Regions from separate parts of the Homo sapiens genome. Here all the other regions are linked to region 1. Evidence: read pairs that join two places in POLR2A ChIA-PET (ENCODE). Cell type or tissue: OCI-LY7. All regions are shown on one strand. Region 1 has its middle 65 kb from the start of MRPL46. Region 2 has its middle 75 kb from the start of NTRK3. Region 3 overlaps LOC105370959 (a long non-coding RNA gene).

Evidence for each region. Peaks named below come from ENCODE experiments on the same cell type or tissue, not always from the same donor. Only the 100,000 strongest peaks of a DNase experiment are listed, where the experiment ranks them.
Region 2: POLR2A ChIA-PET joins it to region 1 with 10 read pairs; 2 of 35 experiments call an interaction of 5 or more read pairs at or near these places.
Region 3: POLR2A ChIA-PET joins it to region 1 with 16 read pairs; 3 of 35 experiments call an interaction of 5 or more read pairs at or near these places.

The regions. Positions count from the first base shown.
Region 1 is chr15:88,401,446-88,403,945 of GRCh38, forward strand. No RefSeq gene overlaps it. Among named protein-coding and RNA genes, the nearest start is that of MRPL46, 65 kb to the right of the region's middle. RefSeq lists an enhancer at 1-1,815. In OCI-LY7, no CTCF peak of the experiment used is centred here; DNase peaks (open chromatin) are centred at 86, 406, 1,136 and 2,076; H3K4me3 peaks cover 2,402 bases; H3K27ac peaks cover 2,500 bases.
Region 2 is chr15:88,330,173-88,332,672 of GRCh38, forward strand. No RefSeq gene overlaps it. Among named protein-coding and RNA genes, the nearest start is that of NTRK3, 75 kb to the left of the region's middle. In OCI-LY7, CTCF peaks have their summits at 1,231 (motif pointing left) and 1,433; a DNase peak (open chromatin) is centred at 1,209.
Region 3 is chr15:88,347,830-88,350,329 of GRCh38, forward strand. All of the region lies in intron 2 of LOC105370959 (a long non-coding RNA gene), which reads left to right. Among named protein-coding and RNA genes, the nearest start is that of NTRK3, 92 kb to the left of the region's middle. In OCI-LY7, CTCF peaks have their summits at 1,291 and 1,491; a DNase peak (open chromatin) is centred at 1,162; H3K4me3 peaks cover 1,072 bases; H3K27ac peaks cover 1,623 bases.

The DNA.
Region 1 (2,500 bases):
CTGTCCTAGTCTGTAAAGCAGAGCTAATAAGCCCCAGCCCCTGGAGAAGGGTGTAACGACAAAACAAGATTTATGCAAAGTACCTGGCACACAATGGGTGTTCACCCAGTGCCAACGCCCTCCTCTCTCCTCCCCTTTGACGACAAGCTGTGCTAAAACAGGCCTCCTACTATATAAGGAATAAGCAATGTTTTAAAACCACTCAAAATGTTCAACTGTTGCCAAAAGATGCTACGGAGCTCTCCCTAAGCCCGTGGCCCACCCTAAATGTAACAGGCCCATGTTTACAAACCCAAATCCATGCATCTCAGAGGCTCCCACACATATCCTAGCTGTCCCTCCTCAGAACTCCGTTTGGACAGTCTCTGGCAGCATCACCGGCAGCTGCTGCCTCTCTGGGTGTTCCTGCCACTCAGCCTGGGCCCCCGGCAGCTACTCATGTGTGGGAGAGCAAGACGGAATCAGAAGACCCTTCTGCCACCTGAAGACCGCCAGGGCTCCTGGCTGGAGAGTTCAGGCCAGGGCTCTGGAACCAAGATGTAAGAAACTCCAGCAGCTAAGAGCTGGGGAGCTGAGCATAAGCCATAGCTCTGGCCCCGTCTTTATCTTTCTGTCCTTCACTCTTGTTCTGTGTGCACTCAGACTCACACAGCCGGCCTCTCATCTTCCTACAACTCAGATATCCTGAAACAATCCAATCACACTGAACACAGCCCAGAACCAGGAAGGAACACAGGCTCCTTGACTGGACAGAACATAGGCAGGGCTGATGCTCTAAAGCTCACGCAGCTTGCACAAAGGAGAGCAACACAGCCCTCGCTTGGACCCTATTTATCCTTCCTTACAGCACTGGTTCTCAAACTTTAGGGACATCTGAATCACCAGGACAGCTTGTTAAATACATGGTCCCACCCCCAGAGTTTCTGATTCAGCAGGTCCGGGACGGGGCCCAAGAACTGGCATTTCTGACAAGTTCCCAGGTGGAGCTGCTGCTGCTGGGGTAGGGGCTGCACTTTACAGAGCGCTGCTTTACAGCTTGGATAAGCCAAGCCAACTGAGTCAGTACCTGATTAGAATGGAATCGCTGAGCCTGTGAGTGTTGGGGGCGGGGCAGATGCTGATAGTGGTGAGGCCTGCCAATGCCAGGCTTACTGACAGCTGCAGGAAGTGACAGTTGACAGCCCGAGAGCACAGAAAGAGACAGCAAACTATAAAAAGCAGACATAAGAACTCAAAAAGCAAAGCAGTCTGAAGCCATCTCAGTGCAATAAAATTATTACATACCCCCAAATAAATCCTGAGGAAGCCCTCTCTCTAAGCATCCTACTGGCATGTCAGTCATAGCGAAAGACCCTGAAATATGACGAAAGCGATACTTACGCTGCTTAGGAGGGCAGGGAAATATATAATTAATTTTCTAAAAATCAACATCTAATTTGTTGGCAATAAAATCTTCTGGGTGTTTAATGGATGATAAACTTGGCAATATGGAAGTTTTTTCTCTGTGGACTAATTTATTTACTCAGTTACCTAGAATTTTACTTCGTGTGTACATCTGTCGCGTGCACCTGTGTGTACATGTGCACCCACATGTACACACAAGTATATATTTTGTATAAATGCATTCACTACCACTAATTATTGCTACCCATTCTCAGGTCTCATCTTAAGCACTCTTTAATCCTTAATCATTCTGGCCAAGTTAGGTCCCCAACTGAAGCTCTTTTAGATGGACTATTGCATCTTTAATTGCTCCAACTCTGTCTTCCTCGCCACACTGTGAGGAAATAGGGTCATGACTGCCTGTTTTCCAGCCATTTCCCTAATAGAGTAGAACATAGTAGGTGCTCAGTACATAGATGTGACTGCAGGATTATTCACATACTTGCTGATTTCATGCACTCACCCCCCCCACCCCGCCCCCAACACACACACACGATCTCCATTACAAAGACAAAGAAAATGTAGGTCGAGGAGCATAAGTGCATGCTTGGAGGCAGCCCCACTCTGCAAGCTAGTGTAAGTTGTGCTTATTCCTGTTAGCAAAGGATCTCAGCAGTCCTCTGGAGACAACACGGTCTCTCTCAGCTCCTGGTTTTCATCAGGATTTGCATATTCTGGGCAAGGCGGGGACATGAAGGAGGGTGCACACTCAATTAGATCCTTCCTCTCCAAGTCTCCACCCCTTGACTGTTCCTAATGAAGCCATCTTGTATCCCTCCGTCCCTCACACCCACCACCAATACACACACCCTCTTCATTTTCTCACCAGACTCATCACCCTGAGAAGGTCGGGGCGCTGCACTCTGCCCAGAACACCAGCAGATCGAAAATGAAGCACAAAACCGACTTAAGAAGAGAAAACCGTATTTTCCATAATTGATTCATCTGCCTGTAAATAAAGAGCATTAATGAGAATCAGCCTGAGCTAATCATTAGCAGGAACCCCCTGTGGGCTAGTGGGGGAAGGTGGGGAGAATCGGCTCCTGCCTCACATAGC
Region 2 (2,500 bases), 71 kb before region 1:
CAGAAGCACCTCTGTCCAAGGAAGGCATATGGCCTCATTTTAGGACTGCAGCAAGAGAAGATCCCTATGGTCTTAGATGACATCCTTTTTTTTTTCCAGCTTAATTATGGCTTCTGACAGACAGGGCTCAGCTAGTACAGAAATCTGCACCCCGAACTCACTGTCACAAAGATTCCAGCCAGACAGACCTGGGGACACATTTCCCTTGGACTGAGGCTGGAAGACAGAGACTTTTTAATTAGAATTTGTTATTAATGGGAAGTGCTGCAAATTAAAACTAGGCCTCCTCCCTCTCCCTCCTGCGTTCCCCACTATATTTATCTCTGATCTCAATTAGAAAGTTCAGGGACTCGCTGCTGAATAGAATGTGTGGATATGAAAGCTTCTGGAGACACCAGAAAGAGGGTGAAGGCGTGGAAGGAGAGAATGGAAAGTGGAGGCTGGGGAGGGGGCGATGGGTGTCGCTGAGACAGGGTGGGAAGGACCGGGATCACACCCCGTGCCTGAGCTGTGAAACGTGCCCTGGAACTGCCCCAGGAAAAGCCTCCTAGGGCTTTTCTCTAACACTGGTGACAAATGTCTCCACTCCTTGAAGAGGGAATAACTAGTCACTAACACAGATGAGACATCAGAGGTGGCTACACTCTGAAAGAGACTTTTTTCAGGGAGAGTTAGAGAGACATTCAGTTTGGTTTGGTTTATACATTTTCAAATGGAAACCAATCTGATTTTTCCCTATTGTAAAGATAAGACATGCTTTTTTATTTTTAAAACCCCCACATTACAGATAAGGTTAAAGTAAAAATCATTTGAAATCTCACCAACCTAAAGATCTACGCTGTTCATAGTTTTGGTGAACATCCGGCTTGCTATCTGTCTCTGTCTCTGTCTCACACAATTTAATATCTTTGGGATAATGCTATATATATGAAATGTCCCGAGGCATGCTTTTCCCTCGACAAAATACATTGTGAGATATCTTTCTATATCAACCAACATAAATCTATGTCAAAATTTTTAATGGCTACATGGCATTCCAATATATGGACGTATCATAATTTATTTAACCAGGCCCATCTTGGTGGTCATTTAGGCTGCTTCCAAGGTGCATTCTTACAAACAGATCTGTGCCTTCCCTTTAACAGAGCAGAGCTGGGACTGCACCACAACGCTACCTCCATCCCTCCGCAACTGGGCCGTGGGACTTCCCAGGGTCCAACAGCGCCATCTATGGGCCGGAAGACCCCCGAGCGATAGCATTTTCTCAGCGACCTCTTTGTCTACCCAAGAAACTAAATGTGGGCCCTCCCACCCCAATCCATTGGCCTAGAGCTGTGGAAAGCTGCATGATCAGCAGAATTAGAACAATAAACAAACTTCCCCTTGTGCCATAAATCCTTTTGGGGACCTTCAGATGGACAATAACCCTAGTTTAGCACACTCAATATGGTTTGCTATTATTATTCTTCCAGTCATGAGATGATATTTGGAAACATGATTATGATCATCCAATTCCACCTAAAAAAGAGAGAGAGGGAGAGAGCTTCAGAGCTGCCCAGCCTGGGAGAAAGTCGTGATGCCTCCCCTTCTAGCTGCAGCACAGAGGACAAGTGACTTGGCCTGAGTCTCACTTTACTCATTTGAAAATGGTAGTAATGATACCTCCCTTGCAGGTTTGCTTGAGATTACAAATAATGTATTGAAATACTCAGATCATAGTAAGTGTAATGGTAATTTTAACAATAATTACTAGCATTAGTAATAATAGCAAAATACTATGTTTGTATTAATAATAAATTTCTCTCTATCATGCCTCCTGCTAGTCTTACAGGGCATATGTACAAGACACATGCCCTGCCTTCAAGGTAGGCTCAGATCTCTCTACAGGCAACTCTCCTAGGAAGCAGATCCTTCAGGAGGCACAAGGTGGCTGTGAAAGAGGCGGCACAGAGCATAGAATGAAAGGAACCCACAGCACAATGAGGGAAATTTAGGAATCAGCATGGAAAGCAACTTAAAGCTCATGAGGTCCAACCGCCTGTTCCCACACTTGAATCAAAGCCAGCTCCAACAGGTCTGGTCTATTCACCTTACTCCAGGGATGAGTCCCAACCACACTAGTGAGGCCAACTTCCCCTCTGCCAATAGCTCAGTTAGAAAATGCTCCTGCTCAAACTTGAGGAAGTGCTTAGGGCAGGCTTTCTAGACTGTCAGGATGATTGAAGGCAGACCTCCCAGAGAAGAGAGATTGGGGGGTTATAATGCAGGGTAAGTGAACATGGTCTTGGGTGGTTTGGGTTGTCATCTGCCAAGGGCAAGGACTGGTCTTGATGACCAGATGACCTCCTGGCCACACCAGCTTTGTGTCCCACATTTTATGCACATGTAGTACATGACCTGTGTTTCCAACCCAGGCTGAGGTCCAACTACTGCTGAGGACCTCAGAGCACACTCATGACAGCCATCATGGTGCTGAGGGCAGAGTGAAGGATGGAGATGG
Region 3 (2,500 bases), 54 kb before region 1:
TATCTGTTTTAGTCACTAATGTGTTCCCCGTAGCCAGCACAATGTTTGGCTCATAGTGGACACTCAGTAAAATAGGTGGCTGAGCATGGTGGCTCCTGCCTGTAATCCCAGCACTGAGAGGCCGAGGCAGGTGCATAACCTGAGGTCAGGAGTTCAAGACCAGCCTGGCCACATGGCAAAACCCCATCGCTACTAAAAAAATACAAAAATTAGCTGGGTGAGGTGGTGGGTACCTGTAATCCCAGCTACTTGGGAGGTTGAGGCAGGGAGAACTGCTTGAACCCAGGAGGTGGAGGCTGCAGTGAGCTGAGATTGCGCCACTGCACTCCAGCCTGAACGACAGAGTGAGACTCTGTCCCAAAAAATAAAATAAAATAGGTGCTGAGTGAACGAATGAATGAACAGTTCAGCAACAGCACCTTCAGCATATTCTGCCGTTTAGGTCACTGAGCTATGTCCCAGATCTCTCCTGAATGAGTATCTGGCTGATAGGTAGCCCATCTGGATGCGGATCTTGCAGTGCTCTGCTCTAGTTTTTGTGTTTGTCCTTTTTCCTCCTCTCTTGCTGAGTATCATGGACGGTGTATGCACAGCGCATTGCAAGTTAAGTGCTTTGTCCTTCTGAACCACACCTCCTTTTGGAAAACTCACAGCACATAGAGCAACAGGCATTATTTTTCTCAGCACTTTCAATCTTTCAATTCCATACAATTCTCTTCTTTCAATTCCATAACAATTGCACACCTTTTATTTCAGCAATTTAAAACGTTCACTGCGTTTGTATTCACTGGATACAATGAAATTAATGTTTGCAAAATACCTTGGAACTAAATAGAACCCCAGCAAGATTGCCACTAAGAGTTATGTGTCACTTAACCACGGGGATACATTCTGAGAAATGTGTCATTGGGTGATTTTGTCATTGTGTGAACATCACAGAGTGCACTTACACAAACCTAAATGGTCTAGCCTATTACACACCTAGCCTACTACACACACAAGAGGCTGTATGGTATAGCCTGTTGCTCCTAGGCAACAAGCCTGCACCGCATGCTCCTATGCCAAATACTGTAGGCAACTGTCACACAGTGGTAGGTATTTGTGTACCTAAACATAGAAAAGGTACAGTAAAAATACAGTCTTATATCTTATGGGACACACCTGTTTCCTGTTGTTACATGAAACTCTGTTATCTGGTGCATGACTGTACAACAAAGGACTCTATGGTCCAGACTAAAAGAACCTCACACTGCAACTACCACCACCTTTGGTGGGAGGCTGAGTTAATGTGATCTTGTTTTGTAGCTTTGTGTTGTTTCTATCTATAAAAGTTTGCAACTTGGAAATTCATAAGCAGAGAAGCTGTTTGTTTTAAAAATGTGTAGTTTGTTAGGTTTAATTATACTTATAAATTCAGAGTATTATCTCTTTTAATCTCTTTCCATTGTGTGTGTTCGAACAGTCTCATTTATTCATTTGTATTGAATTCTCAAGGTCTGGGGATAAAAAATTCTACTGAATATTGCTATAATTTGATTTGTCCCACACTGTGCTCTGTAGAGTGTTAATAGATGTTCCCACCTAAAAAAAAAATCTGTGATAAAATAAATTTAGGAACCCTGTCATACCTTGCTCTGATATACTTACAATGTGCATTATCATTTATAAGGTTCTGCTTAACCAATGTGTATTATCGCCTAAACTTTTTTTTTAACCTAGTGTTTCTTAAACTTGCCTGACCATAGAACTCTTTCTTAAATGTAACATTCAGTGTTCCAGTATTTTTAGGGAAATGCTGAACTATACATTTATCTGGCAGATTATAAATGTTTCTTGGAATCAAGATACTGGTGCAAAAATAAGCCAAAACCATGATTATAGCACTCCTGACAGAATATTGTCTTTGCAAAGCTCATTTCAGTCCTGGTGTGCAACACTTCAAACCAGCACAGTGACAGAAGACAACACCTGCTTGACATTCTGGAAAGGGTCCTCATTCTGTCTTGTTCAGGGATAACGAACACCTTTTCCCAGCAGGTGAAGCAGCATCTCAGCAATTGTTGCATTTTGTGGAAGGGAAACATGAGAAAATTCCAGCAGGTACAGGAAGGCTGGAAGCACTTGTTTTATTTTTTGAGTAGGTTCATCTTGGCTTGTGCACGTCTTAATCTGAGTAAGACAAATATTATTCACAGTGTAGGCGTGGCAGCTCAGGAGGACAATAATGGAAGCTCCAGTTTCACATTTTTTTTTATTTGGTGTACATTCTATGCATCAAAACTATATAGGATGTTTCAATGTTCTTTTGAGAGTTCAAGCTGAGAAAACTCCCGTGGTTGGTGCATCCCTGAAATACTAATCACCACACCAAAATTTTACAGAAGAGAGAGGAAAAGAAAGAGGGTGGTGGTGGGAGGGTAGGGGTGAGTGGTTATAAAGTTACAAAGCATTAGAATATTTCCTGAGTGTCAGGAATTTAAAATTAAAGGACTCAAACTTA